4 separate regions of the Homo sapiens genome follow, and regions 1, 2 and 4 are each linked to region 3. Evidence: chromatin loops called from intact Hi-C (ENCODE). Cell type or tissue: endothelial cell of umbilical vein. All regions are shown on one strand. Links, peaks and the distances in the headings refer to the core of each region. The heading gives the core; the rest is flanking DNA.

Region 1 (7,478 bases), core at 3,479-7,478, 260 kb after region 3:
CTTTATGCTTCTAGTGAGGAAGATACCTCCCCCGTTTTGTTTCCTGTATATGCCATTTCCCACACAAATGAAGCTTAAAAAGTCACTGTGGTCTGGAATAAGTATCCTTTTTTTTCTTAAAGAGCTAGCAATTTATTCCATGAGTACATGTTAGACTCTGAGACTCAAAAGCCAGTAAGCAATAGTACGCCATGGTGGCTTTCATAAATAAAAGTAGTATAGTCTCTCATCTCTCCTCTCTCTCTGTCTCTCTCTCTCTCTCTATATATATATATATATTTGTAAACTACCTCAACATGATTTATATAGATAGATAGATGATAAAAATCATCATGTTGAGGTAGTTTACAGAAAAGCATATGCAAAGGATGAGATAAATAAGTTGAATGAAATACATGAAGGGAAAACAATGGGAGGAAAATAATAAAGCTAAGGATGAGATTTATACTAATGCACACCCCACAATCTTGTACATTTGCTGATGGGAGCTGCAAACTTATCTGTAACCTCCCAGCAGCCAGAGCAAAAAGGATTCACAATCAGTAACAAAAGTCATATAAATAGGGTAACAAGTTTGTTTTTTAGAAGCCCAGCTTTTCCTCCTGCTAAGACGGGAGGAGACAGTTCCCCCATAGTCTTCATAAAAGAAGTGTGACACTGTGTACAAAATTTTTAACAGCGTGCTTAGAAGAGATACAATATTAAAGTTCAGCTGATTTGCAAAACATAGGTAGGCTGGTAGCAAGAAAACATTACAGTAAAAGCATTTCTATAAGAGATCAAAGCAATGGAATCTATGTGGCTTTCTAATGGTTTAGCTTGTTGCATTTGCATAATTTAGATTATCTAAAGGAATAGATGTACTCTGCTTGTCTATCTTTCTACCGAGTTGATAAGGATAGGACAGCTGTGAGTTTAAGTTTGTAATCCCTGGCAAGAACAGTACAACTACATGTTTTTAGTACATATTTTCTAAGTCAACAACTAAAAGCATTATCTATATGCTTTGGCAGTTAATTAGGAAGAGAGCAGTATTGCGGTGCTCTTGTGAGAATTTGAGAAACAGACTCAAGACATGTGTCAAAATGAATGGTTGGTATGGCCAATTATAGATCCATACCAACAAATGAATAAATAGGTGATCAAAGCCCCAAAAGTCTACCTCAAAGAGTATGGTTATCATTTTAGCTTGTTAAATACTATTTTTACCAATTATAAACACCTTTGTATTCTAGTCTCAAACTCTATGAACCTGGAATAATAAACCTTTCTCATGGAGATAATATATTCATCTGATATCTTAAGTAATAACTATTGGTTAACAGTTCGACTTTCAGAATATTACTGTACCTTTTTTTAGTCTCCCAGTTGAAGACACTGTTAGGGGTTTTCTTTGTTACAGTGGTTCGAGCAGAGTTGTCCTAAGACTACTTGGCAGTTGTTCCTCTCCCCAGCCCCCAAATCCTGGTTGTTATATGGAAGCACTTGATTATTAACAACTATGAAGTTAAATGGGGCGCAACCAAGCAATAGCAAGCAGAAGACCTTAATTGTTGGTGGGTTGACTCCAGAAAACGTCTGGTAATTAGTATAAGATCTCAGTGAGACCAGATGTTTCAATTGTCACCTGCCTGTGTTTACAGCACATTTAGTTCAAACTCTAGGTTTTGTTTAAATTACATGCCATTTGTACTCATAATTCAGACATTGGTTTCCAAAGTGAAGTACTTCTGTTTCTGATCCTGTTGTCTACCTCTTAACAGAAATGCTTGTTTCCTTACACACTTTCAAAAGGAGCTTCAGTTGATTCCCCTACTCTTCTTCATTGCCTCTTTCTGCCCTTTGACATCCTAAGGGACACACTGGTGTCGTTAGTAACCAGAAGTGAGTCTCTCTAATCTTGACTCTGCTGGAAACCATGTACTTGTTCCATAGTCTTTGTACAATGTAGAAGTTGGAGCTCTGAGGACTCAGCTTGTAAAGGGATTTGAAATTTGGTGTCAGAGACTGTTTACTAGGGTGACTTTTGTAGACAGCTAGAAAACCCCTGAAGCTTAGAAGATCCCAGAAACATGTTTTCCTATTCTTGTTTTAAAGAGGGCTACAGAGCCCTTGCTTTTTCTTTTCTCCCGAGGCTCCCCTTAAACGTTTAATACATAGGGAGGTTGGTTACGCGTGGAGGAGGGTCCGGCAGTCAATTGAACCTGGTATTAAGGGCTTAATTTTCCTCCCTTTTGTTCTTTTCTCAGCTTCTTAAAATATCTGCAACTTAGCCAATAGTTTTAAAAGTTAAGGTATCATTTAAAACTCTCTGCTGGTTTCTTCTTTTTCTCTCTTCTCTTACTTTACCCTCTATTTTAAGTCAACTCCACCCCTGGCACTATCTAACTAGGGAAGTGTGCCAAGAGATGTTATAACCACATAAGCACAATGATTCCCCTAAACATCCATTTTGTGAATAACTAGAATTAGAAGGGCTATATTCCTCATGAGAGGTATAAGAAGTTGCTTCCACTAACTCCATTTTTATTTTTATAAACTTCAAAGATTTTGAAATTATTCCTATGAATCCCTCTTCCAAAAATATGGCAAAAACATATCTGTGTTCTGTGTGAAGACATACCTGTTTTCCAGTCTCTTTAAGCCCCATAATATAATACATGCTTCTGTGTTTCTGTATCTCAGTCACACATGACTAAGTTAGTGCCATTGTCACATCATACTTACAGACTTTGGTACTTTCTCTGTAGGTCACCATAAGCCCTTACAGATAATACCATACTTCTCGCTTTGAATTACAGTTACTTATGTTTGTGTCTGATTTCCCTGCCACACTGTGAACAATTTGGAGGAAGGACAACTGTGCCTTATTCATCTTATGTAGATGCTCAGTAAATTTGCTTTTGAATGGATGAATAGATCCAGAACATATGACCTTACTCCCTAAAAGTACAGACAATTCCTTGAACTCCATTCCTTTAAATTCAGCGTGTTGGCATCCAACTCAGGGTAGAGAAAACCAGTCACGATGTCTTTTCTCTGTCCTTATTTCTTACCCTGTATGAGTTCTCGAAAACTGGTTTTCCAAAGGTTGACCATCAATCAGTACCATCTTTGAATTGGAGGACTGGCTCCCCAGTGACTTACTAGCACTCGTTTTTAATAGCAGCCATCAAAATAGCATTTAATCTGTGTTTATAATGTCTAACCGCTTAATCTTTGGTCAACTATACACATCTAAAAATGTGCTATTATTTGAAAAGGTTATTCAAGGACAGAATTCTATGCTTTCTCTCCCAGTTTTAGTTGGCAACTCCATGTCCTTTATCTTTGGCATTTGGTTATTTCAGCAACTACAGGTATTTTCCTTCTAGCTGATAATGGATTTTCATAATGGATACAGTTCATTTTCTTCCATTTGAAAACTGTCAGACATTGGGGTTGCATTACCTTTCATTCAGTTCATCAAGCTGACCCTAGTGGTTTGTATGTTACGTCTTTGTAAGGTAAAACTGGTAACCTGCCATGAAAACCAGTGAGATGCCATTCCAGGGTTTCCTGTTGTTGGGTGGTTCAGTTTTCCCTAAGTTAGCGTATGTGAATGTTTTTATCTGGAAACAGTCAAGTATGAATTATCCTAGTTTATGGAATGTTTACGATTGCTCCTCAAAAATGAGCTTTAAAATGAAGGCTTTGTTAAAGTAAATATTATTTTAGTACATTTGAACAAAAACCTTTTGGGTTCATTTTTCTTTACCCTCAATCTGTAGAAAAACAAACAACTTTTTATTATGGAAATTCTCCAGCATATACAAAAGTAGAGAAATAGTATAATGGACTGTCGAAATAGGACACCCAATTCCACAGTCTCAACACATGGCCAGTCCTGTTTCATCTATACCCCACCCCCACAGGATTAGTCCCAGGAAAGTATCCTGATAAACAGAGTTCAGGGATCATAGGTAACTTGGTTCTTGGGTAAGTCCCAGTTCTGAAGCAGTGATTCATGCCAGCTTCTGCTCTACTTTGAGAAGACATTTCAATACATGATTGATAAAGCCAGTTTAATCAAGGTAAAGAGTGTTTTTAATCCTACTAGAAAAAAAAAATATTCACTTCCTCTTTGAACTTTGGAGTTTCTTCCCTGGAACAGCCTTTGGTAAATAGAGATGAGGGAAACTGATAGGACCAGGTCATCTTTAGTTCTGGTTCTCCTAAAGAGAAGTCTCTGGTCAGGCTCAGGAGAAGAGGAATATTTCTTATTCTCACCTCAGAGAAGAGGGGCTACTCATCTAATTTACAGGATGGAATGGTTCAGACTTTAATCTAGCAAACCAGTGATGGAACAATTTTTCAATTTTTTATAACAATAGCCATAAGATGGAAAGCCTTCTCCAGGAATAGTGTTTTAAATGAAATACTGTCCACACCAAATCCAGAATTACCATACTTGCTAATGTGCAGCAGGTCCTCATTTACCAAAAGAGAAAGTTTTCAAAAAAAGGATTTTTGCCAATTTGAATAAACTTTATGGAAGAAATAATTAAATTCTTACTTAGGCATTTATTTTATTGTATATACCAATTTAAAAATCAGATATCAATCATATTTTAATCCAGAAACATTGCCCTTTTCTACTCATACTTCAGGAAACAATTTTATTCCAAACCTTTATGCTTCTTGACATCAGCACTTTTGATATTACTGGGGTCACTTTTTGATTCACCAAACAGTCTTTGTCTTAATCTGTTTGGGCTTCTGTGACAAAATACCTCGGACTGGGTAATTTATAAACAACAAAAATTTAATTCTTATAGTTCCAGAGGCTGAGAAGTTCAAGATCAAGGAATTAGCAGATTCAGTCTGGTGAGGACCTGTTCCTCATAGATGGGGCATTCTACGTGTCCTCATGACCTCTTATAAAAGCACTACTCCCATTCATGAGGGCTCCTCCCTTGTGATTTAGTCACCTTCCAAAAAGTCACACCCCCTAACACTAACACACTGGGGATTAGGTTTCAACTTGAATTTGGGAGGAGCACAAACATTCAGACCAAAGCAGTTCTCTAGGGAATATCATCTTTGCTTCTAACTGTGTTGACTGAAATATAGTACTTTAGTCACCAACAATTTCATGCTGATAACCAGAATTTTAGGCAAAACCACAAATTTGTTTCATATATCAAGTGTACGGTTTTCTTAATCCTATGCATGTATATACATAAGCTTCACAACCTGTCCATTTTATTGCTTTTTAAAGTGGCTTTGAAAAGGCTTGTTGACTAAGTAGGTGTTAATTTGATCTCCTTTTGTAAACAAAACTAGCATTGGTTGAAGTTGTTTCACACTTGCATGTCATCCCCAAACAGTAGTTTTTAATTCAGAATAAAGTAACCTAAAGGGCATCCTGTAACATGACGCCATTTAGGGGAAATTTCACCCTGTATTCAAACTGATTCCTAGTTTAAGTGGATAATTATTTAGCTTTTGTAACTTTCCCTGTCCCTCAAGATCACCTTAGTGCAGTCCTTTCCAGTTGTGAACGATTGTGAACCAATTTAAACTGTAGTCCTTCTGCTTGTCTCTATCTCTGCAGATCAGATCTCATCCCCAGTTTGGTGATCTCTGCCAGAGGACCACTGCTGCCTCCTGCTGCCCCAGCTGGACACTGGGAAACTACATCGCCATTCTGAACAATAGATCGTCCTGTCAGAAAATAGTTGAGCGAGACGTTTCTCATACCTTGAAGCTGCTTCGGACTTGTGCCAAACACTACCAAAATGGCACTCTGGGGCCAGACTGCTGGGACATGGCAGCCAGAAGAAAGGACCAGCTCAAGTGCACCAATGTGCCACGCAAATGTACCAAGTACAATGCTGTGTACCAGATCCTCCATTACTTGGTGGACAAAGACTTTATGACCCCAAAGACGGCTGACTATGCCACGCCAGCTTTAAAATACAGCATGCTCTTCTCTCCCACAGAGAAAGGGGAGAGCATGATGAACATTTACTTGGACAACTTTGAAAACTGGAACTCTTCTGACGGCGTGACTACCATCACCGGGATTGAGTTTGGTATCAAACACAGTTTGTTTCAGGATTATCTTCTAATGGATACTGTGTATCCTGCCATAGCCATTGTGATTGTCCTTTTAGTTATGTGTGTCTACACCAAGTCCATGTTTATCACTCTGATGACAATGTTTGCAATAATCAGTTCTTTGATTGTTTCCTATTTTCTCTATCGTGTAGTATTTCACTTCGAATTTTTTCCTTTTATGAACCTCACTGCCCTCATTATTTTGGTTGGAATTGGAGCAGATGATGCTTTTGTCCTGTGTGATGTTTGGAACTACACAAAATTTGATAAGCCTCATGCCGAAACCTCAGAAACAGTAAGCATCACCTTGCAGCACGCTGCCCTCTCCATGTTCGTCACCAGTTTTACCACTGCTGCTGCCTTTTATGCTAACTATGTTAGCAACATTACAGCAATCCGATGCTTTGGGGTTTATGCGGGGACAGCTATATTGGTGAATTACGTTTTGATGGTCACATGGCTTCCAGCAGTTGTTGTGCTGCATGAGCGGTATCTTCTTAATATATTCACTTGCTTCAAAAAGCCCCAGCAGCAAATATATGATAACAAAAGCTGCTGGACAGTGGCTTGCCAGAAGTGCCACAAAGTACTCTTTGCCATTTCAGAAGCATCTCGAATTTTTTTCGAAAAAGTATTGCCATGCATTGTCATTAAGTTTCGCTACCTTTGGCTGTTTTGGTTCCTTGCCTTAACTGTAGGTGGGGCCTACATTGTATGTATAAATCCAAAGATGAAACTGCCCTCACTGGAGTTATCCGAGTTCCAGGTGTTCCGGTCGTCCCATCCTTTTGAGCGTTATGATGCTGAATACAAAAAGCTTTTCATGTTTGAACGTGTTCACCATGGCGAGGAGCTCCACATGCCCATCACAGTAATCTGGGGCGTGTCCCCAGAAGACAATGGCAACCCACTAAATCCCAAGAGTAAAGGGAAGTTGACATTAGATAGCAGTTTTAACATCGCCAGCCCAGCTTCCCAGGCCTGGATTTTGCACTTCTGTCAAAAACTGAGAAACCAAACATTCTTTTACCAGACTGATGAACAGGACTTCACCAGCTGCTTCATTGAGACATTCAAACAGTGGATGGAAAACCAGGACTGTGATGAGCCTGCCCTGTACCCATGCTGCAGCCACTGGAGCTTCCCCTACAAGCAAGAGATTTTTGAACTGTGCATCAAGAGAGCTATCATGGAGCTGGAAAGGAGTACAGGGTACCATTTGGATAGCAAAACCCCAGGGCCGAGGTTTGATATCAATGATACTATCAGGGCAGTGGTGTTAGAGTTCCAGAGTACCTACCTCTTCACACTGGCTTATGAAAAGATGCATCAGTTTTATAAAGAGGTGGACTCGTGGATATCCAGTGAGCTGAGTT
Region 2 (8,003 bases), core at 2,162-6,161, 950 kb after region 3:
AGTTTTTTTTTTTTTTGAAAGAGGAATTCTTAACTTTTTTTTTCTTTTTTCTTTCTTTTTTTTTTTTTTTTTGAGATGGAGTCCCACTCTGTCACCCAGGCTGGAGTGTAGTGGCACGATCCTGGCTCACTACATCCTCCACCTCCCAGGTTCAAGCGATTCTCCCATTTCAGCCTCCCAATAGCTGGGATTACAGGCACCCGCCACCACGCCTGCCTAATTTTTGTATTTTTAGTAGAGATTGGGGGGGTTCACCGTATTGTTCAGGCTGATCTCGAACTCCTGAGCTAAAGTGATCTGCTTGCCTTGGCCTCCCAAAGTCCTGGGATTATAGGTGTGAACCACTGCACTCGGCCAATTTTTAATATTTTTAATAAGAATTATATACGGGAAGCTGCCAGGCTCTAATTTCAAGGAGTGCATATTAGCTCTTCTCCATGTAAAGGGTCTTTCTCTTTTCCCTGTTTAGTGGAGAAATTTTGAATGTGGAAAATATAACATATGCATACAAATATATGAAATAAAACTCATGAAAAAAAGAAAATATATACACGAAGATCAGAATAGTGGTCTCTTTCACCCTGAAGAGTGGGAAACGAAGTGAGGAAGGAGCATATAGAGAGACGTAAGTTTTAAGTAATTTTTTAGTTCTCGGGTGGGGTGGTGGATACATAGGAATTCATCATACTTTTTGTTTTGTTTTTGAGACAGTCTCAGTGTTGCCTAGGCTGGAGTGCGGTGGTATGATCGTGGCTCACTGCAGCCTTGACCTCTTGAGCTCAACTGATCCTCCCATCTCAGCCTCCCACGTAGCTGGGACCACAGGCACACATCACCATGCCTGGCTAATTTTTTGTATTTTTTGTATTTTTTGTAGAGATGGGGCTCTCCCTATGTTGCCCAAGCTGATCTCAAACTCGTGGGCTCAAGCAATCCTCTCACCTTGGCCTCCCAGAGAGCTGGAAATACAGGCATGAGCTACTGTGCCCAGTTCGTCATACTACTAATAATAACTTAAAGAAATTAAAGAAAGCCATGTGCTGGCCAGGCACGGTGGCTCACACCTGTAATCCCCGTACTTTGGGAGGCCAAGGCAGGCGGATCATGAGGTCAAGAGATTAAGACCATCCTGGCTAACATGGTGAAAGCCTATCTCTAGTAAAAATACAAAATTAGCCAGACATGGTGGTGTGTGCCTGTAATCCCAGCTACTCGGGAGGCTGAGGCAGGAGAATCGCTTGAACCTGGGAGGCGGAGGTTGCGGTGAACTGAGATTGCACCACCGCACTCCAGCCTGGTGACAGAGTGATACTCTGTCTCAAAAAAAAAAAAAAGAAAAGAAAAGAAAAGTAAAGTAAAGAAAGCCATGTGTTGACTAATAATAATGAGAGTATTATGAATCAAGGATTACAATTAATCCAATTTTGAACATGGACAGTAAAAAAAGAAATCCCCACAGCAGGTAGAGAGGGAGATATTTACGAGTTAAGAATCCTGCCCAGGGAGCCTCAAATCTAACAAGCCTGTTCCCACAGCAGGCCTGGCAGTGAAATCAGCTGGGAAGGTGGTATCCACAGCCCCTCAGTCACTCTCCCTTGCAGTTAGGGTCTAGGCTGCACTTGGAAAGAGCCTCATCTCCCGTCCCCAGCTCCCCAGTCACTAGTCCAAAGAGAACACTGAGTTCTCCACTGGGTTTTCAAAGGAAAGGCAAAGGAGGATAAAACATTAACAGGTCCTTGTTAGTATAGGTTCTTGTTAGACTTTCAATTTACAAGGAATTTTAGAGAAATGCCTCAAGCTGAACCTGTAATAGCCAGGTGGGAACTTGGGCAGATGGTAGCAATTTCTCAAGGTTCGTCCCAAAACACTGCTGCAGATCCTTCCCATGGTCACTGTTTAAACACATGTCCTGTCCAGTCTTTCTTGTAACCATCCCTTGAGTCATTTCTTTCCTCTCCATCCCCACAGCCATGACTTAAGTACAATTCTTTATTCCTTCTAGCCTGCAGCACAACAATAGCCTTCCAAATCTCTCAAATCCCTCCAATCTCCACAGTCTGATCCTGTCACTTAAGGTACTTCAATGCTCCTCACCTTGCCTTAAAGATGATAGCCCAACTCCTTGGTACAGCACTGTGACCCTCAGCGTCTGGGTGTCCCAGCCCTGTCACCGTCACAACCCTGTCTGCCCATATCTCCTCCATGCAGAACTAACATTGGAAACACCCCCCAAACTCACAATGCCTTTTCACACCTCTATGCTCTTTCTGGCTGCAAGGACAGTCACTCTGGTCTCTCCCTGCTTAGGCATGACTCACCTTTCTAGATTAAGTTCAAATATCACTCCTCCAGAATGTCTCTCAAGGTAAAGGCTAGCCCATGCATCTCACTGAATTGTAAGGTTGGCTTCTCCGTTCCATATCTTCCCCACTACTCCCATTAAAGTTGAAATTCCTTGCATGCAGGGACTGTATTTTTCATCCTTATGTCTCTATTCCCTTTATCTCAAATTTCTTTTTTTTTTTTTTTTTTTTTTTGAGATGCAGTCTCGCTCCATCTCCCAAGTTGGAGTGCAGTGGCATGGCACAATCTCGGCTCACTGCAACCTCCACCTCCCGGGTTTGAGCGATTCTCCTACCTCAGCCTCCTAGGTAGGGATTACAGGTGCACACCACCACACTCAGCTAATTTTCGTATTTTTAGTAGAAATGGGTTTTCACCATGTGGGCAAGTCTCGTCTCAAACTCCTGACCTCAGGTCATCCACCCGCTTGTGCCTCCCAAAGTGCTAGGATTATAGGCATGAGCCACTGCACCCAGCCTATCTCAAATTTCTTTCTGTGACTTAGAACCTGGCACATAATATGAGTTCAATACATGCTTGATGAATTAATAATTAGCTAAATATATAAGTCATATTCAAACTTTGTATTTCACACTCTTGGACTGGTAAGAGACAGAGTATAGTTAAGCCCGTGATGAGTATAATTGTATGAATTAAAGTACACATGTATACTGAGGGCTCATTTCACGTGTGAGTCTCTGAAAATGTTTGCGACTACAACTTAAACCAAGACAACCTAAGGATTTCGAGAAGCAGTAAGAGTATCCAGAGAAAATAGTAACTTAGATGCAGCCAATACAAGCTCAAGACTGAGAGTCTGCAAATCTAGATTCCAGCCTCTGCTCTGCCACATTCTTGAGTGACCTGGAGAAGTCACTTTAACCCTGGGTCTTCCTGTGCTCATCTGACACAGAGGGCATGGGAGCCTGGAGCCCAGCCCTCCTGTGCACCCTGTCTAGCTACACTTCTCTGGAGGCGAAAGGCTGCTGGGCATTGAACACAGCTATCAGCCTGGGAGCTGGGCCGAGCCTCACCAGGGAATAGTGAGGGGCTCCCTGCTCCGACAGCACACAGGTGCACACACACGCCTGCTCATCAGGTCCCCGGCTGACCCCTTTACACACACCATCTCCTGCTTCTGCAACAATGCCGTGCAATAGCAACTATCACCAGCCACATTCTACAGGTGAGAAAGCTGAGCTTCATCCACAGTTCCTCAGTAGCAGGAGTAGGATTGGAACCCAAGTGTGTTAGCTAAAAGCCCACACATTTATCCAAGATACCATATTGACACTGTTTAAAGTGACAAACGATCACTTTATGTAGAATGCACCCAGGGAGTTGAACTGATGGAGTCTGCATTCTTGTCACAGAGTCCACTCTCCCCTCCACATCTCCCCCTTAGCCCCAACACAGGACTGCTGGGTTCCTCTGCTAGTCCCAGGTGAGATACTCTCTCACCTTCCAGCAGCAGGTAACAAGGACCAGGAGGCACCAGAGACAAACCCAGCTCCTCACTGCAGCCAGCAAGGGAATATGGCCTCTCAGAGCAGCTGGGATTCTAGCCAGCTGAAATTAAACTGCGCAGCGACAGCAGTCAGAGGTAACTCATGTTAAAGGTATCAGTGATGGCTCCAGCAACTGGTGGTCTCTGCTGCCCCCTAGATGTCTGTTTCCTCCAACAGGCCTCAGATTAATTTAAAACCAAGTGCTTGGTGTAATATTGCATAGTAACACTCTTTTCCTGCTTCATCAATCATGCATTTATCCTACCTTTCCTGTGTGGACTGTAAGTAGTTGGCAAGGCAATGCTCTTCTTAAGAATTGCAGCAAATAGGAGAACAAGTGATAGAGGAGTCACCGTCTGGCAACCCTTAATGACATAATGAGTCTAGGTAGCCATCACCAATGGATGCTAACACAATTAGATGAAAGGCGAATGGAGAACTTTATAATAGATGGATCTGACTGAAACACCTAAGCCCACTTATCAATCTGTGCATCTATGCATGGGACATTATTGCCTTCTCATATAATACGGTGTACAATATAGGTTCATCTGTGAAGACCTCTGTCCACCCCCCAAAAAATAAACTGAATCCAATCAAACCTCTAGATTTTACTGCCAGTTTAGAGAAAATAAGAGGTTAGTCAGGGTTTCTTAGCCTCTGCATTATTGACATTTTGGATAACCACCAAAAGGATAGTAAAAACCAGTCTAATGGTGAAATGAAATAATAAAAAATAGTTAATCCAAAAGAAAGGAAAAAAAAAAAGGAGAGGAAGGAAAACATAGACTTGATGGGACAAACAAAAAGCAAAAAGAAGAAAGTAGGTTTAGATGCAAACATATTAGTAATTCCATTAAATCTAAATGATTGCATTAAAAAAATTCTCAGCCTAGTTAAAAGCAACAAAGGGACATAGCTTAACTATAAAGATATAGAAAAGTTAAAAATAAAAGTACAGAAAGAAATGCATGCAAACACCAAAAGAAAGATGATATAGCTATATAATATCAGAAAAAGAACACCCTGAGGCAAGAAGCATTATTAGCGATAAAGAGAAACATTTCATAATCATGAAAGATCAATTCACTGGGAAGATGTAGTAAAACTGTATACTTATAACAACATAGCCACGAAATATGTACAATAAAAATTGGCAAGACAAAAAGGAAAATATGCAATCTTAATATGAGATATTAATACAATACTCTTAGTAACGGATAGAACAAGCAGACAAAAATACCAATAAGGATATAGAAGATTTGAATAACACAATTAACAAACTTAGCCTCCTTAGCATATGTAGAATACTGCACCAAACAGCAGCAAAGTCCGTGTTCTTTTCAAATGCACATGGAGTATTTACCAAAATTGGCCACCACACACCCCACAGTCCTGGTGGCATGGGCACATTTTGTGCATAGTTGATTGATATGGGAGACTGTACCTGACCCAACATGGGTCAATGAGTTTTTTCCCTAGATTTTTGGACTTGAATCTGATGGTTGAAGCTGTGAAAAATAAAGTTTGGGCACTTTTCCTCCCACCTTGAAAAGGGGATCCCAATGTTATCTGAGTCTCTGTTTAGGTTATTCCTGAGGCATGCGTATTCTACCTTGGTTTTACAATGACATTCCAGAATCTTTAGCATGCATTTACTTTGGACTTTTTTTTACCGTGATAAAATATATATAACATAAAATGTACTAGGTTTAGCATTTAAGTGTACAGTGCAGTGGCACTAAGTACATTCGCATTGTTATGCAACCATCACACCATCCATCTCCAAAACCGCAGGTTTCATCTTTTCATCTTCCAAGACTGCAGCTTTATCTCCATTGAGCACCAACTCCACATTTCCCACTCCTTGTATCCTCTAGCAACCATCATTCTACTCCTAGACTACTTTGTGACTCAGTTTCTCTGTCACTTAAGAGAAGAGAGGCTCCATTGCTGACTGCAGGGATTGCTTCTGTATATGCAGGCCTTCTTGCATCTATAGGATTAGGTTTACTGCAGGGAAAAAAGGTAAGAGAAATATACATCATATGGGTTTTTGGAGGAAGAAAAGAGGCGACAGCACAAAATGGATGAGGTTTTCGTGTTGGGTGTCCTGCACACAGGACTCAGCAGCCCTGCCATGTATCTATCTGCCCAACTCTTTCCCATGGAGTTCATCTTGTGGGCCACTTCCAAATTATAGATCCACAGGCAAGTTTCACAGCTCTGTCGCTGTCACCTGTGGCAAGCTTCTCATAGTGCCTCTGTGGCTTAATGTCATGAGCCCCTCCATTGTGAGCATTCTGTTTAGGGTCCTGCACCATCACAGCCTGGCAATGAGCTTCAGATGTTTTGCCATAACCTTAGATTTAAGTCATCAAGCAGCAGGACCAAGACCTATCATGCATTTACTTTTGTTTTTGGCTTAATTTGAGTTGGTTTTTTTCCTTGTACAAAAAGAATCTCTGTACACAGACTCCTATTAATTTTTTTAATTAATAGTTTTATTTTTCAGAGCAGTTTTAGCTTTACAAAAAATTGAGAAGAAAGTAAGATGTTCACACACACACAGCTTCCCAATTATTAATGTCTCACACTAGTGAGGTACATTTGTTAAAATCGATGAACCTATGTTGACATGTCATTATCACTGTAGTTTACTTTAGGGTTCCCTCTTAGTATGGTATATTTTATGGGTTTTGACAAATATATGATAATATGTATCCACCATTATAGTATCAGACAGAGTATTTTCACTGCCCTAAAAATCCTCTGTGCTTTGCCTGTTCATCTACCCCTCACCAAACACCCAGAAATCTTTTTTTTTTACTGTCTCCATTGCTCTGCCTTTTCCAGAATGTCATATATTTGGAATTATATGTTATGTAGCCTTTTCAGACGGACTAGTGATATGGTTTGGCTGTGTCCCCACCCAAATCTCATCTTGAATTGTAGCTCCCACAATTCCCACATGTTGTGGGAGGGACCCGGTGGGAGGTAATTGAATCATGGGGAAAAATGATTTGAGCATCTATCATCACAAACAACCCCATTCTATCTCTAATAATGACTTTTGCGGGTCTTTGCAGTGCTGTTCTCATGATAGTGAATCAGTCTCACAAGATCTAATGGTTTTAAAAATGGGAGTTTCCCCGCACAAGGTCTCTCTTGTCTGCTGCCATATAAGATGTGCCTTCACCTTCTGCAATGATTGTGAGGCCTCCCCAGCCATGTGAAACTGTGAGTCAATTAAACCTCTTTTTCTTTATAAATTACCCACTCTCAGACATGTCTTTTTCAGCAGCATGAAAATGGACTAATACAACTTATTTCACTTAGTAATATGTATTTAAGTTTCTTCAATGTCCTTTCATAACTTGATGGCTCCTTCCTTTCTTGCTTTCTTTTTTTTAATTTTAACTATACAATAAAGCACTAAGCTAAAGAAATTAAACTATGGAATATCTATCTGCTGGCTGGTGGGGAAAATGTGAGGAGCCTGGAGCTTCCTGGAAACACACAATTTCCTCCACAATCTTCGCTGACCTTCCCTTGAGTTATCCCTCTTCCTTTTTAACATTCCTCTTGATTTGAGCCTCTATCATCACAAACAACCTCATTCTAACTCTAATAATGATTTTTGCCTTAAAGTATTATGTCTGATTTTAATATAGTTATGCCAGCTTCCTTCTCATACTGTTCACATAGTATATCTTTTTCCATCATTTTATTTTCAACCTTTCTATATCTGTATCTTTATGCATCATTCTGTTAATATATATCAATCCATCAGTGACTGATTCTCTGATTCCCTAATGTTTAAGCAATTTCCTTTTTTTTTTTTTTTTCTTTTTGAGACAGGGTCTTGCTCTGTCACCCAGGCTGGAGTGCAGTGGCACGATGATGTCTCACTGCAGCCTGAACGTCCCAGGCTCAAGTGATCCTCCCACCTCAGCCTCCCAAGTAGCTGGGATTACAGGCACACATTACCATACCAGGTTAATTTTTTTTTAATTTTTTGTATAGACAGAGTCTCACTATGTTGCCCAGCTGGTCTCAAACTCCTGGCCTCAAGCGATCCTCCCACCTTCACCTCAAAGTGCTGGAATTACAGGCGTGAGTCACCACACGAGGTCAATCTACTATTCTTGA
Region 3 (8,003 bases), core at 1,755-5,754:
ACATAGATAAGCCATTGAATCCACACAGCAGCCCTGTAAGAAATAAGTAAAATCTGCATAAAGTGTTGAAATAGGAATATACATTTCATTATGAAAAATGAATAGATTATGCCTATCTGAATCAATATTGCATTCAAATAAGTGATTACTTAAATCATATATCATAGTTTACACTCCTTAAAAAAAGGTACATAAATTCAGTGAGGTTTTTTTCTTAACATACAGAAGTACTAAATACTGCTTGCAGTATAATATTGATATTGGAAGCTGCAGTTTCCAGAATAAGTGGAGTAATAACTAAACAGACATTTAATTTTATTTCAATATCTATGGAAAAAACACTTATTAAATCTCCCTGTATTTTATGTTGTCTTTATTACAGAATCACTTGTCTGTTTGTTGTGTGCCACTTACTGACAAAACTTTAAACAGTACTTGATGCCAGCTCTCTACTCTGTGGCTGTGGGACCTGTTTCTTTTAGGTACTTGTGCTTATTAATCTACTTACTAAATTTTCACATTGACATTTTTGGGGATGATACTACCATATACGAAATGGAAAATGTAATATGCTCAGTGCTTCTGTAAAATGCAGCAATACTGGTATTACTTTACATCAGTAGGCATCTTTGACATGAGCATATAAATATTTTGTTGACTCAGCAAAGGTGACACTTTGTGACTAAAGTATCCCATTATATATAATGTTTTTTGAAATGTTGGAAATTTTGGGGAATTATCAAATGTATAGAAGTTGCATGAAGGTTATAGAGAGGTGTAACTGTTTGTTAACTATTACATGGATTTCATACTAGGCAGTGACAACTAACATGTTACTTCAACTAAAAGTGTATAATGGGTTGTCTTTTTATTTATGAAAATAAAAGTAATTTTACTTACAATTTCATTGAGATCTTTTGTTTTTCGACAAATATTTTTATACTTACTAAGCCAGTAGCAGTTAAAACAGTGCAAAATTATTCTTCACAGTAATGTTTTAAAATGACAGATAACCAGGCATGGTGGCTTACGCCTATAATCCTAGCATTTTAGGAGGCTTGGGCAGGAAGATTGCTTGAGCCCAGGAGTTGAGACCAGCCTGGACAACGTGGTGAAACCCTGTCTCTGTAAAAAATAAAAAATTAGCTGGGTATGGTGGCACGTGCAGTGAACCACAGTCATGCCACTGCACTCCAGCCTGGGCGACACAGTGAGGCCCTGTCTCAAAAAAAATAAAATGACAAACATTTGCATCAATTGTTTTATGCTTCATGGGTTCATTAAATATTCAACGCTCCTTGTTCAGTTTCTACTTATGTTTATTGGCACCTATCACTTCTTAATCTCAAAGGATTTTGATTGGCCTGTTTATGTCTCGTGCTTAGTAATAGCCAACATGATACAGTATTTGTACTATGGTACGCTAAGCTAAAGAGTGTATCATTATCGCTGTACAATAATCTGTAGAAAACTCTATTCCTTGCAAACTTGAGGCAGCACTTTTAGCGTTGTATAAATGCATGCAGAAATAATACCATATTCAGAATTCTTTCAGAATTAGAGTACTCATGCTTTAGAAAATACTGGGTTTCTTATCTCTTAATGTGTGTAAAATAAACTTGGAATGTCACTTTGGGTTACCATAAGTTTGTATCTAAAGATTTTATTTGACATTTGAATAATTTGCTTAAAATTTAAATATTTAAGAATGTTATAGTAATAAAGGGATCAAAATAGTTAATCTGGAAGGGGAGTTGACAAATTATAAAACAGAAAACTATATTTGATTGTGCATATCCAAAAAGCCAGAGCTATCACTTCAGCAATTTAATGTATCTAATGCCTGTGATTTGCTTGAGGTCGGTAGAAGCTTATATAGTCACTTTCAGAGCACTCCCCTGAGAAAATGTCAAGACTTGAATTTGCTTCTCTAATGCAGAGCTTCTCAAGTAGTTTGTCTCAAGCTATTGATCGAAGCCTTCTGGGTGTCTAGCTGGGCAGCACTTAAGGTGGCTGGAGCTCCCAGGCTGGTCGCCTCCAGAATTCCAAACAACTAATTTTCTCTATCTGCCATGATGTAAAAAATGCTGTGAAACACCACAGTGGGACAGGCATGGACAGGCATGCAGGCAGTGGGGTGCATGTATGTGGTTTAATACTGAAAATAAGGATACAAAAATCCTGCCAGGTGATGCTCCTGTAATTCTCAAGGAGCGGCAGTGATTTGTTATTTCACATTTTTCCTCACTCTATCCTTGCCCCTGACACACACACTGCAAGTCACTGATTGGAGCAGGCCAGTTCCTTCAGGTGAAGGGGCCTAGAGAAATGTCGGTGAATACCCAGTGAATACCACGCTGTGAAACTCTGCATCTGAGGCACGCAGTGGGGCTTTGGTTCTCTCCTCTCACCAGGGGTTTGACCTTTCAACCACCTCAGAAAAAAGGAAAGGTGGAAGCAGGAAGGGGGACCAGCAGCTCCAGGCAAGCAATGCTAATTAGCTCCAGCGTAATGACCCAACATCAGTTCTTAGCTGAATTTTAACAGTCCATTTGAAAACATTTTCTAGATAAATGAAAATGGAAAGAGCTCTAGAAAATGTTTAAGTGTTACATACTTAAAATAGTATATTTACTTATTGAAGTTAAATGCCAAGATGTAGAACTAGTGTGTTATTTTCTTGGTACAGATTACAATGCTGTGTTTCAGTGAAGGAGCTAATTGAAATGATTAGTAGATAGATGTAATCAGAAAAATATTAAATGAAGATAGTAATTTCTAAAGCAGGAAATAAAGACAGTTACAAGTCTGTTCTTATTTTTCCAATCTGTTATATAACTCCTCCCACCCATTAACCTTAACTAAATGTATGATTCATTTGTTAAACAAATACTGAGTTCCAGCTACGTGTAAGGCATCATAGGGGCAGAAGATACAGCAGTGAACATAACAGGTAAAACCCTCCCCCTCTGCCAAGGGGCAGGACAGGGAGGAAAGGGAAGACAGAGACAGGTGGAATATGGAGTGTTCAGTGTTGGTAAGTGCTAAGGAGAAAAAATGAAACAGGAGGTAAGATGCAGAGGGTGGTGGTGAAGGCAATGGGAGGTTGCCTTGAAAGCGGAGCTCAGTGTAGTCTCCATTTGAGTTAAAGACTGGAAATGAGCAAGGAAACAGTCTAAGGAAAGAAAGACTAATAGAGCAGCCAGCAGAGAGCTCTCTGCAGAGAGAGAGGGCGGACCTGTGTGGTCAGGGAATTGCAGGAAGAAGGCCCGTGGGGTTAGAGTGATGTCAGTGGTGGGAGAGTAGTACAAGATGGCGTCAGAAAGCTCGTAGGGGTTAGGTATACAGCCTTGTAGGCCATTATGAGGAGTTTGGCTTTTACTCTAGGTGAGACGGGAACCCACTGGAGAGTTTTAAGCAAAGACATGACATGGTCTCACTTAGGATTTAACAATTCTGGCTCCTTTTCGAGCGTAGACTGGAGGGGGCCAATTAGGAGGCTGCTGCAATAATCTAGGTGAGAGACGACGGCAAGGGTGAGAGATGATAGACCAGGGTGGTAGCAGTGGAGTAATGAAAAGTATGATTCCAGAAATATCCAAGACAATTTCCTGGCAGATTTGATGTGAGGTGTGATTAAAGAAGAACCAAGAATGACTTTAGTGTTGTTGGCCTGAGCAACTGGAAGAACAGAGTTGCCATTTATTGAGATGAGAAGGCTGCCAGAAGAGTAGAGGTAAATGTGTGAGTATGTGTGTGTTGGGGGGATGGAGGGAGAGTTGCACTGAAAGCATGAGCAAAGATTTAGACAAATTAGGATTGAGATGTCCATTAGACAACTAAGAAGAGATGTCAAGCAGGTAGTTGGATCTGTGAGACTCAGGGAAAAAGTCTGACCTGGAGAATATAAATGTTACAATCATCTGTGTGTGGATAGTATTGAAAGCCACAGGGCCAAAGGAGATCATCAAGAAAGCAGATAGGAAAGAGAAGAGGTCCAATCACTGAGCCCTGGGGTAATACAATATTTAAAAGGTCAGAGAGATTATATGGCCTGTTAATTACATTATATACTTAGGAACTATCCTTCATAGTCTGTATTTGGGGTTTTTAAGAAACAAAAGGTAGAGGTGCTCCCAAGAATTAAACTGAGCCGGGCGCAGTGGCTCATGCCTGTAATCCCAGCACTTTGGGAGGCTGAGGCAGGAGGATCGCTTGAGTCCAGAAGTTCAAGACCAGCCTGGGCAATATAGGGAGACTCCGTCTCTACAAAAACTGCAAAAAAAAAAAAAAAAAGGCTGGGCGTGTGGCACGTGCCTGTGGGAGGTCGAGGTTGCACCACTGCACCACTCCAGCCTGGGCAAAAGCAAGACCGTGTCTCAAAAAAAAGAAAAAAAAAATTAAACCAAAGCCAAAAGAAGATCACTTACAAAATACCGACATCTAGGTGTGAAGCTGGCAATGTTCCCAAGGTTTTTGTAAATAAGTTGATTCCAAACTGTTCACTATTGAGACCCCTCTGTGTGACATGTACCGATTACAAAGATGAATTTTGCATAGCATATTCTAAAATGCCCATTAGGTGGCAGAAAAACATTCAGTAAACCAACTGTGAGCTAGCTAGTGCTCACTCTTGTGCTCATTCACGGTCTCTCTCTCCACTCCCCTCCAACCTCCCAAAGAGCCCTCTGAACTTAAAGATGTATATGGCTATTAATGCACAACACCATAATCATAAAGAACGAAGACTGGTATTTTCTTCAGAGAGCCAACAGATATCATCAGTCTGTAAGATAATAGAGGCAAGCCAGGTGTACAGGGGATGAGGGTGTGCGTATGTTTCATTTGGTTTGGAAATGTATGAATTTGGACAGTCTTAAGAGGAGTAAATTGACTATAATGAGACTATTAGGCCTTATTTTTAAACTTTTGATATTTAAGCTTTTTAGCTTGGGGCAGTGTGAAGAAGTGTTTAGAAAGTAGAAAGCAAGAAAGCCTCTTGGAAAAAAAATAGACAAGATGTCTTACAACTAGCCTGATGTTTAAGCTTTCTGCAATACACCAAATCCCTAAATCACAAGTCTCTGTTTCAGTTTCAAAGTTTCTTCTTTTCTCACTCTCTTTAGGGCACTGGTCCCCAAACTTGCCTGAACATTGGGATGACCTGGGCAGCTTCAAAATATACTAGTGCCTGAGTTCTACCCACAGAGATTGTGATTTAAGTGGTCTTAGGTGTGGCCTGTCTTTGAAATTATTTAAAAGACCCCCAGATGATTCTCATAACAAAATAATTTTGAGAGCCACTGGGCTTAGCTAATATTGGATGTATAAATATAGACCTTCCCACAACTCAAACATGTTCCACCCTGTAAGACACGCAAGAGAACACTTCCACGTCAGCATATCCAAGTGCACTGTATGGCCTCAGCCTACAGAACCCTTAACTCTTAAATTTATCATCTATTGAACAATTTCTAACATCAAAATTTGTACTACTTTCAACACCAAACATCACTAATTAATGAAAGAAAAATACAGAGGAATTATGTAAGTTTCTTTTTGAAAATGTTTTATTTTGCTTGTTGTTGCAGAATGTGTTTTGTTTCCTATGGCACTGATAGTATTTATTTGTGCAATAGTATTATGCTTAACATATTGTTGGTCTTACATACCAAATTAAAATGGGTATTTTTTGCTGCTATTTAGCATCAGAAACTAAATGATAATACCTCTTCCTACTTCTTACTGAGGCTTTTCTGTGATACACCATTACTAAGTCAGGGGAAACCATGTGTACCATTCAGAGGTCCCCAAACAGGGCAGATACCACATCACCTTGCTGTGGATGACAAATGTAACCTTTGGCAGATCTTTTGCAACTCTGACCTTTGACAAAGGCATTAAACTCAGCACTGTAGCAATAAGATTTGGTGATTTATTTTTATATATATAAGCATATGCATATATGAATATATATGTGTGTATATTCAATCATGTTTGCATTGCCCATAAAATATTTTTAAAATTCGATCTTCTAGTCTTCATTTTAATGGATGACTGACAGTCCATTTGCATTTATTATGATTATTGACTTAACTTGGAATTAATGCTAATATTTTGTTTAGTGTTTCTTTTGATCATGATTTTTCCTTACTGTTTCCTCTCTCTTGCCTTCTTTCACAGTGTTTCTGTTCTTTTTTATTTTCTTCTGCTGGTTTTGAAGCTATACATTCTAATTCCATTATTTGTCTAGTTACCTTTCAATTGTTAATATGCATACTTCACAACGTATCTTATCCAGCCTATCCCAAAACAATACTTAGAATTCTGTCAGCTCATATTTTTTGTTATTATCTAATACTTAATACTGTTTTGTCTTTATACTGTCCCCACCAAAATAGTGTTTTTGGTTTTTGTTTTGTTTTGTTTCTTGAGACAGAGTCTCGCTCTGTCACCCAGGCTGGAGTGCAGTGGCACGATCTCAGCTCACTGCAAGCTCGGCCTCCCGGGTTCATGCCATTCTCCCGCCTCAGCCTCCCGAGTAGCTGGGACTACAGGCGCCCACCACTATGCCCAGCTAATTTTTTGTATATTTAGTAGGGACGGGGTTTCACCGTGTTAGCCAGGATGGTCTTGATCTCCTGACCTCGCGATCTGCCCGTCTCAGTCTCCCAAAGTGCAGGGATTACAGGTGTGAGCCACCGCGCCCGGGTTTGTTATCCTGTTTACTAATGTTTTTACTTATATTTATTGCATCTTACTTTTTGTTTTCTTTTTTTTTTTTTTTTTTTTTGAGACAGTCTTAATCTGTCACCCAGGCTGGAGGGCAGTGGTGCAATCTCAACTCACTGCAACCTCCACCTCCTGGGTTCAAGCGATCCTCCCACCTCAGACTCCTGAGTAGCTGCGACTACAGGCACATGCCACCAAGTCCGGCTAATTTTTTTGTATTTTTTTTAGTATAGACGGGTTTTCGCCATGTTGGCCAGGATGATATTGAACTCCTGGCCTCAAGTGATCCACCAGCCTTGCCCTCCCAAAGTGCTGGGATTATAGGCATGAGCCACCATGCCTGGGACATCTTACTTTTTCTTACCTCTGGGTTTAGTTTTCTTCTTCTTGACATAGAATTTCCTATTATTAATCTTTCAATAAAGATGCAGGAATGGTTAATGCTCAGTTTTTGTAGGTCTGAATATATCATTACATTACTCCCACTTATTGTTTAGCTGGATATTGAATTCTCTATTTTTTTTTTTTTGAGATGGCATCTTCTCTGTCGCCCAGGCTAGAGTGCAGTGGCACAATCGCTGCTCATTGCAACCTCACCTCAAACTCCCAGACTCAAGCAAGTCTGTCAGCTCAGTCTCCCAAGTAGCTGGAACAACAGGCATGCACCACCTTGCTCAACTCTCTCTTTTCCTTCCTTCCTTCCTTCCTTCCCTCCCTCCCTCCCTCCCTCCTTTCTTTCTTTCTTTTTCTTTCTTCCTTTCTTTCTTTTTCTTTCTTTCTTTCTCTCTTTCTTTCTTCTTTCTTTCTTTTTTCTTTCTTTCTTTTTTCCTTCCTTCCTTCCTTTCTTCTTTCTTTCTTTCTTCCTTCCTTCCCTCCCTCCCTCCCTCCCTCTCTCTCTCTCTCTCTCTCTCTCTTTCTTTCTTTCTTTCTTTCTTTCCTTCCTTCTTTCTTTCTTTCTTTTCTTCTTTCATAGAGACAAGGTCTCACAGTGTTCCCCAGGCTGGTTTAAAACTCATGGCCTCAAGTCAGCCTCTCACCTCAACCTCTGTAACTGCTAGGATTATAGGTGTGAGCCACAGCGCCCGGCCTGTATTCACTTCTGAAACTACTATTAGACGTACTGAACTTTCTCATCTATCCTTTATATCACCTAACTTTTCTTTCATATTAAATATATATCTCTTTTTTTCTCACCCCACACTCCAACATAAATTATACTGTATTGTCTGTTGCTTGAACTATTTCGTAATAATTAAACTTTGATGTTGAGA
Region 4 (8,003 bases), core at 1,366-5,365, 390 kb after region 3:
CAATGTCACAAACAGTGCCCATCTGCATCATATGGTGGTAGCATTTATGTGTGAGCAAATTTACTTAGTCCTCATTTCAAAATGTCAAGTGTAATAAAAAAGTTTGAGAAGAGGCAGGGTGTGGAGGTTCACTCCAGTAATCCCAGCACTTGGGGAGGCCAAGGCAGGTAGATCACTTGATCCCAGAAGTTTAAGACCAGCCTGGGCAATATGGCAAAAACCCATATCTACCAAAAAATGCAAAAATTGGCTGGGCATGGTGGTGCATACCTGTAGTCCCAGCTACTCGGGAGGCTGAGGTGAGAGGATAGCTTAAGCCTGGGAGTTTGAGGCTGCAGTGAGCTGTGTTTGTGCCACTGCACTCCAGCCTGGGCGACAGAGCAAGACCCTGCCTTGGAAAAAAAATGTTTAAGAAGGGTCAGTTGAATATTATTTTACTTCTCCTAAATCCAAGCATCTTCTTTATAAGTAGGTGTGAGTGTTTAACTCATTTCATCTTCTAGTTGCACATAAGCATTCACACATTGAGACATGTACCAACTCATTATAAATTACTTCCCCTTTTATTTCTTTTTTATATCCAAGTTAGGACAGTATATTGATTTCTATAAAATTATGTATGTAGGTGGATTATGTTACAGCTATGAATGTCATTTCAAAATAATAAAGAGGTCATTTCAAATATTTGTTATAAAACAGAGGCCTGGGTCTGACAGTGCTGCAGTGCCGAGAGGTAAAGCTTCCAGGTCTTTTTCCACATTCCTTACAGGCACTCTGATGACTAAAGCCAGGAATTCTGCGAATCCTATGTATTCTTTCCATCTACATAGTTTGTGATTGTTTTGTTTTGAGACAGGGTCTCACTCTGCTGTCCAGGCTGGAGTGCAGTGGTGCGATTACAGCTCACTGCAGCCTTAATTTCCTGGGCTCAAGTGATCCTCCTACCTCAGCCTCCTGAATAGCTGGGACCACAGGTGCATACCACCATGCTAGCTAATTTTTGTACTTTTTTTGTAGAGACAGGGTTTTGCCATATTGCCCAGAATGGTCTCGAACTCCTGGGCTCAAGCAATCAGCCCACCTCGGCCTCCCAAACTGCTGGGATTACAGGCATGTGCCTGGCCAGTGTTTGTTTCTTTTGTAGGTGATGAGATTGAGTAATGCAAACAAAGTAGCCACTTTCTGTCTCAGTGAATTTCTTGTGGCTTCAAATGGGCCTCAGAGGTAATGACCTTGTATTTATAGATGACACACACAGGCAGGAGGCTGCATTTTGGAAAATGGGATAAAAGTTCAAAGTGATCTCAATAGATAAAATGAAGAATTATTGAAAGAAAATAGAAACCAATCAGGGCAGATGAGGGTGTTACAGTTCAGAAGAAACTCCTAAAGGCAAGCACCATCCCTCCTACCTCCAAGGTTTGGGACAGGCTTTCTCAGGTGCCATGGGAGGTGCTCTGCTCTGTCCCTGCCATCCTCAATTACACATTTAGCATTGACACCCCACAGTGTTCAATAATATCAAATATGCATCATGATGATAAACCAACCTAAAAAGGGCAGAATAGAATCTATGAAGAGAGGGACAGATGTCACAATGGATGAGATGAGAGGCAGTTATTGCAATGGGCCCTAAATCCAGCTCCAGGGTTCCTGGCGTGCAATTGGAAGGCTGTGATTCTAGAAGCTGATATAATCCTGGGAGGCAGAGATAAGGGTGTGTGGTAGGAAGCATGAGCCCTTACTCAGTGGTACCTGGGGTGAAGAGTCTGAAGATGTACTTCAGATGAGACAAGAATAGTGGGGGAGAACAGGCCTTGACACCCAAGGAGGAAAATAAATGGTAATGGAAAGACCATATTTGTATTGGGTTCCACATAACCTTTTCCACATCTTATAGTATGAAGTAGATTCTGAAGTGCCCTAACAAGGCATGTAAGCATGTTGGCTTCATTGCTCACACCTAGGATGTTATGGTGGGCTCTCATGCTCAGTCACACTGCCCATAAGTAGACAACATGTTTTTAAACCTTTTGAAGTCTTGGACCCATTTGAGACTCTGATGATAGCTTTGATCCTTTTTCCTATAAAAATGCACATTTGCATCACAAACCAAATTTTGAACCCAGTTTCAGAGGATTTGCTGACTTCCTGAGGCCTGTCCATCTCCATGTCACATTGAGGACCCTTAGTTTCTGTTAAACAATCACACTTTAGGCTCTAGAACAGGAGATAGAAAACATTTTCTCTAAAGGGCCAGAGGGTAAATATTTTAGGTTTTGCAGTCCAAACACAGACCGTAGTTTGCTGATCTCTATTCTAGAAGAAAAGAGAATAGAAAATTTGATTTCAGAAATGAGGATTTTAAGTGACTCTAAGATATAAATATGTTCCAATATTGAACTACCAGTATTTGCAGGAAAGAACAAACTTGGACCCCAAGTTGCTGACAGTTTTGCAGCTGCTATTTTATCCAAACACGAGAAGGAAATTCTCATCTCATGAAACCAGAGAAATCCCTGCAGACATGGGAGTGAGAATGCCAGCTCTGAAGAACAGTTACATTTTTTAGTTTAAATTCTTTGTTTTTATGGATGACTCAATGCCGGTTCCCAAACATGCCACCAAACTGGGTGACCTTGAATTTGTGGTAAAGATAAGTGAAAGACAGCCCCAAACGAAATATGTTCCAGGATACTGAATTTTCAAGTACCTAATAGGGAAGCTAAAATGAAAGTAAGTAAGTAAGGTGGATAAGGCCAGCTGAACAAATGGATGTGAAAGAACATTGTCTGGGCTTATGTCGTATTACAAAGATACCACGCAGACAGATTTCTTTATGAAGTACAGAAAGGCATGAAATAACGAGATTTTTGTCTCTGAAGTAGATCTCTGTGGGTTAAATGGCAGGACAGGTGAGCAGAGGAACCAGGTGAGCAGGTGAGCAGAGGTGTGTGCAGCGAGGCAGTTCCTGCAGATAGCCTGGGAAGAAGTACCATCCAAAAAGAAGCCAGAGCTAAAGTGGGCGGAAGTAAATCTTGAATGAGCACTGGGATTGGGGAAATCCAATCTAAAGAGGAGAACCAGGCTGTGAAGTTGTTCCAGACCCAATCAAACCTCAGTGAGACGAGAGTTCAAGAACGGCGTCCACGCTGTTGAGGTTGCCGCTGCAAAGGCGCCCGACCCCAGCGGAGGAGTGCGCCATCTAGTGGTTATAGAGGGAGGAAAGAGAGGGACAGGAACTAAAATTCTCAAGGGGGCAGTGAGCTGCTCACTCATTGTTAAAAGGATGCTAAAAAGCAATGTGTATAATTACATCTACAGTTAGTTCTTCTATCAGGTGACATACATTCCTTTTTACAAGTCATTACACTATGCAAAATCACACAATAAAAACCACAAGGCTCATGGGAAAAATAGAGCTAGGGTGTTTCACACTTGAAAACTTAACAGTGGCCTATAAAGAAAGGATTGGGCCAGGCGCTGTGGCTCACGCCTGTAATCCCAGCACTTTGGGAGGCTGAGGCAGGTGGATCACCTGAGGTCAGGAGTTCGAGACCAGTCTGGACAACACGGTGAAACCTATCTCTATTAAAAATTCAAAAATTAGCTGTGTGTGGTGGTGGGTGCCTGTAATTCCAGCTACTTGGGAGGCTGAAGCAGGAGAAACCCTTGAGCCCAGGAGGCAAAGGTTGTAGTGAGCCAAAATCATGCCACTGCACTCCAGCCTGGGCGACAAGAGCAAGACTCCGTCTAAAACAAAAAAAAAAAAGAAAAAGAAAAAAAAAGGATTGGAGCCCCCTTAAGGTAGCACAGTTTTAGCCAAGTTAAATTCTTAAAAATACATAATACAGCACTTGACTTTGAAAATGACCTGCAGTTTGCTTGTGGAAGTGGACATCCGAAAGATTGCAGCTTGTGAGTTATTTTATTTTTATTTTTTGAGATGAAGTCTCAATCTGTCACCCAGGCTGGAATGCAATCCAGCTCACTGCAGCCTCCACTTCCCAGGCTCATGTGATTCTCCTGCCTCAGCCTCCTGAGTAGCTGGGATTACAGGTGTGCACCACCATGCCTGGCTAATTTTTGTATTTTTAGTAGAGATAGCCTTTCACCATGTTGCACAGGCTGGTCTCGATCTTCTGACCTCAGGTGATCCACCTGCCTCAGCCTTCAGAATTGCTAGGATTACAGGCCTGAGCCACCGCACTCCGCCAGTGAGTTATTGTGAATGGGGGAAGAAGGGTTGTTTGATATCAGAGGGGAAGTTACAGCAACAGATGTGGGTGCATGTGGCTCAAATCACACATGGAGAATGAGGTAGCTGACTAATATTGGAGGTGTATTTTGTGTATTCTTTTGTGTTTTGGCACAGCTGGGTGCAGTTTTCTGCCTTTACATGCAAGAAATTGCACATAAGCAAATGTGAAATTCACATTCTTGAATATGTTAATATTATTCTCCAGCATATCAATAGTCTTCCCTAACACATTAATATTGTTCCCTAATACATCAATCACGTTAGAAACAAATTTACATTCCAAAACAAGCATTATAGCAGCACTGACTACACTCTAATTCAAGGATTACAGTTCAAATTAAGAGTAGAAAAGATGCAGGTTCTATATAAGATTCTACCCCCTGCACCTGCAAGGCTGAGTATGGAGAACCCGTGGGACTGTCTTGAAAATCAGCCCTGGGAATGAGTGCAGACTCAGAACCTAACGAGCTCAGGGACTTGGGCAGAGTGTGTCACCTTTCACACTCTCAGTGTTCTCATGTTTCATTGAAAGACTTAACAAGATTAGTAGCTCTCAGCCTTGGCTACACACTAGAATCACCTGGGAAGTCTTCAGACCCAGGAAGCCCAGACTGACCACAGATGCATTAAATGAGCCTCTTTGGGATTGGCGGTGGTTGGTGGTGATGGTGGTGGCGGTGGGGGTTGTGGTGTTGGTGGGGGGGTGGTGGTGTGCTCTCTCAGGAATCTGTATCCTTAGCCATTGTGTGAATTTTATACACACTCAAATTTGAGAATCACTGATGGAAACCAATGGTTCTCAAACTTGGCTACACACCGGAATCACCAGGAGACTTTAAAAAATTACAAATTTAGTTGGTGTGGAGTGTGGCTTGGGCATCCAGGGTTGTTCAGAGTCTTCAGGTGACTCCACCAGCAGAGAGTCTGATCACCTGGTCTTCTGGCTGCAACCCTGACTGCAGCTTAGAACCATGTGGGCTGCTTAAAAACAGTACTGACTCAAAAAATGAAACACAGAACTAACTGTCGCATGACCCAGCAATTCCACTTCTGGGTGTACACCCAAAAGAACTGGAAGCAGAAGCTCAACAGATATTTGCACACCAATATTCATAGCAGTATCACTCACAATAGTCAAAGGGTGGAAACAACCCAAATATCCACCAATGAATGAATAAATGAACAAAATTTGTTGTCTATATAATGGGATATTTTTCGGCCTTAAAAAGGAATGGAATTCTGACACACGGTACAAGACGGATGAACTTTGAAGACATTATGCTGAGTAAAATAAGCCAGTCACAAAAGAACAAATATTGCATGAATCCACTTACAAGATATCTAGAATAGATAAATTCAGAGATAGGAAGCAGAGCAGAAGTTACCAGGGGCTGGGAGGGGAGGATGGGGAGTTAGCGTTTAATGGGCAGAGTTTCAGTCTGGGATGATGAAAACATTCTGGAGACAAACAGTAGTGAATGTACTTAATGTCACTGAACTGTCTGCCTAAAAATTATTAAAATGGACATTTTTTATAAAATGAAAATTATATGTCTATTTTACCACAATTAAAAAAATTAAATTAAACCCCCAAAACCCACTACAAATACCCAAACTGGACTTCTCAATATTCCAGTTCCACAGGCCTCTGAGGCCTGGAAAGTGCATTTTATAGCCATATCCCAGTTACTCTGAAGCTAGTGGTCTCAGGCCATGCTCTGAGAAGTGTTGGTCTAATGGATCCCCTCCAACTCAGAAACCAAGTGATTCTCTTAGAGGAAGAAGGGCTGGTAAGAAAATCTGAGGGCTGTTGAGTATTGGGTTTTTATTATTAAGGCTGATTTAACTTGTATCTAGGGCTTTGAGGGGGAAAAACAGAAACAGAACAATCAATGCAGGCTTCAATACTCCTGCCAAGCACTGTTAATTAAGTTAATGAGGCCAGAGGGAGAAGGGTCAGTATCCCTTTCATTTGAGCTGAATTCATTTAGCTTTAATCCCAGCCATTAGCTGGGTTGGTTCCCTTTCTTGACTTCATTGCCTGGACAGCAGAGCTGCTCACTTATGCTTGGGGAGTTATGGGCCATGGTGTCTCTGCAGCAAACACACAGCTTGCATTTCAGGGGTGCCTCTGTTCCTGGGGCACCACAGCATGCGGATGCCTCCAGCTGAGCCAGGGCTGCTCCTGTGTCAAGTTAATGCTTGATCCCTAATAGATAATTCCAGTCACAGGCTCGCTGGCAGGCCTGGGGTTCTGAGCAGGGCTTGGGCTGGCTGTGGTCAGGTGGAAGCTATAGAGGGAATGCTTCTCCTGGCAGGTGCTGGGCCCAAACCTGGAGGGCCATTGGAACAGCAAGCATGGAGGACTCACTGAGAAAAACACTAATGCATTTCCAAATGGGTGTCTGAGAGAGTTTCTCCAAATTCACACAGGTATAAAATTCCTGGACCAATTCCAAAAGTAGGTACAGCATGTGGGTTTAGCCTTGGATAAAGGCTCGAGGGCAGTGAACAAAGTGAACTCTTCCAGGACAAATACATTCTCTAGCTGCATAATACAGCATCCCACCGGAACCATGCCCAACAAATGGGCATTGTCAAGTCCAAAACATTGCTAGGGCCACAGTCCCTCCAGCCCAGCATTCTGCCTCTGACAACAGTTCCAATAAAACAGACGGGGAATTGCACTGCCATTAACCTCAGCACTTGCTCCCCAGGTGCAATTCTAACTCCCTTCATAAACCACCATGACTTGAAAGCTCTGCTGGAGTGATCGCTTTTTCATTCATCACTACCTCTTCTTGCACTGTATCTGGAATTTTTGTTTGTCCTAGAGTTACTCGTCCTAGGCCTGGGCTCCCACTATATGCCCGTCTCTCCTCAACAGGAGTCCCTGCTGGAGCTCTGCAGACTCCAGAGCAGTGGTGCCCACAGTGCAGTCCGGGAACAAGCAGCAGCAGCAGCACCTGGGCTTAGCGAGCAATGCAAATTACTGGGCCTTACCCCAGCCCCGCTGAATCAGAAGCTCTGGGGCTGGGACCTGGCAGTGTTTTTAATGCATCTGGGTCATTCTGATGCATACCCATGTCTGAGAACCATGAGGCTAGAGTCTGGAGGGAGGACAGAAATAGACGCAAATCCCTATAATACCATATGGGGGGTTACCCTCGCCCGTATGCTCCTCCCCACACAGCTGGGAGCTCCCTCCCTTCCCTCATCCTCCCAGTCTTTTGTAGGTACTATTACTGGGTACCATTACTGTAGGTACCATTTTACGGATGAGGAAACTGAAGCCCGGAGATGTTAAGTAACTTAAGGCCACGCAGCTGTCTACTGCATGTTAGCCTCTAAGCCTAGCATCTCTGGGCATGGCTGCATGTGTTGTTCAGGACCGGACCACGGTCCTGCTCCAGCCCATCTCTCAGTCATCATCTGCTGATCTGTGGTCACTTCCCCTCAATCACAAAGGGCCTTGGCCCTGGGTCCCAGTGGCAGGTTAGCCTCTCAGCCTCTCCTCCCCTTCTACCTTCGTCGTCATCTGGAGGTCCACCTTACCCCCAGAGTCGTTTATTCCTGACAATGGAACAATGTGGGAGTGAGGCAGTAGAATAGGGTCTGGAGGCAGGGAACCTAAGTCTGTTTCACACCGACTTCCCAGAACTAAATTGAAAGGAAAATCCTAACTTTCCATGCATAAGTAACAAAAGGACCAGACGCTACTCCCTTTGTCCTTTTCTGTGTG

What was found. Peaks named below come from ENCODE experiments on the same cell type or tissue, not always from the same donor. Only the 100,000 strongest peaks of a DNase experiment are listed, where the experiment ranks them.
Region 1: it touches region 3 in a loop (12-fold over the local background); 2 of 110 quality-filtered maps call a loop at or near these places.
Region 2: a loop joins it to region 3, with 22 times the contacts of the local background. A loop is called at or near these places in 16 of 110 quality-filtered maps.
Region 4: a loop joins it to region 3, with 11 times the contacts of the local background. A loop is called at or near these places in 12 of 110 quality-filtered maps.

Annotation. Positions count from the first base shown.
Region 1 is chr1:222,996,789-223,004,266 of GRCh38, forward strand. It overlaps DISP1 (dispatched RND transporter family member 1), which reads left to right. Exons shown (of 9, transcript NM_001377229.1): 9 at 5,597-7,478. Among named protein-coding and RNA genes, the nearest start is that of TLR5, 140 kb to the right of the region's middle. In endothelial cell of umbilical vein, for the core only: a CTCF peak has its summit at 5,675 (motif pointing left); no DNase peak of the experiment used is centred there.
Region 2 is chr1:223,680,395-223,688,397 of GRCh38, forward strand. The region is part of intron 2 of LOC105373281 (a long non-coding RNA gene); the gene reads right to left. Among named protein-coding and RNA genes, the nearest start is that of CAPN8, 19 kb to the left of the region's middle. In endothelial cell of umbilical vein, for the core only: a CTCF peak has its summit at 4,009; a DNase peak (open chromatin) is centred at 3,987; H3K27me3 peaks cover 714 bases.
Region 3 is chr1:222,734,286-222,742,288 of GRCh38, forward strand. It overlaps FAM177B (family with sequence similarity 177 member B), which reads left to right and starts at 2,917. Exons shown (of 6, transcript NM_001394345.1): 1 at 2,917-3,037; 2 at 3,619-3,736. BROX (BRO1 domain and CAAX motif containing) reads left to right here. Exons shown (of 13, transcript NM_144695.4): 13 at 1-902. RefSeq lists an enhancer at 2,159-2,700 and a silencer at 4,630-4,679. In endothelial cell of umbilical vein, for the core only: no CTCF peak of the experiment used is centred there; no DNase peak of the experiment used is centred there.
Region 4 is chr1:223,120,688-223,128,690 of GRCh38, forward strand. The region is part of intron 5 of TLR5 (toll like receptor 5); the gene reads right to left. Among named protein-coding and RNA genes, the nearest start is that of TLR5, 19 kb to the right of the region's middle. In endothelial cell of umbilical vein, for the core only: a CTCF peak has its summit at 3,218 (motif pointing left); a DNase peak (open chromatin) is centred at 3,184.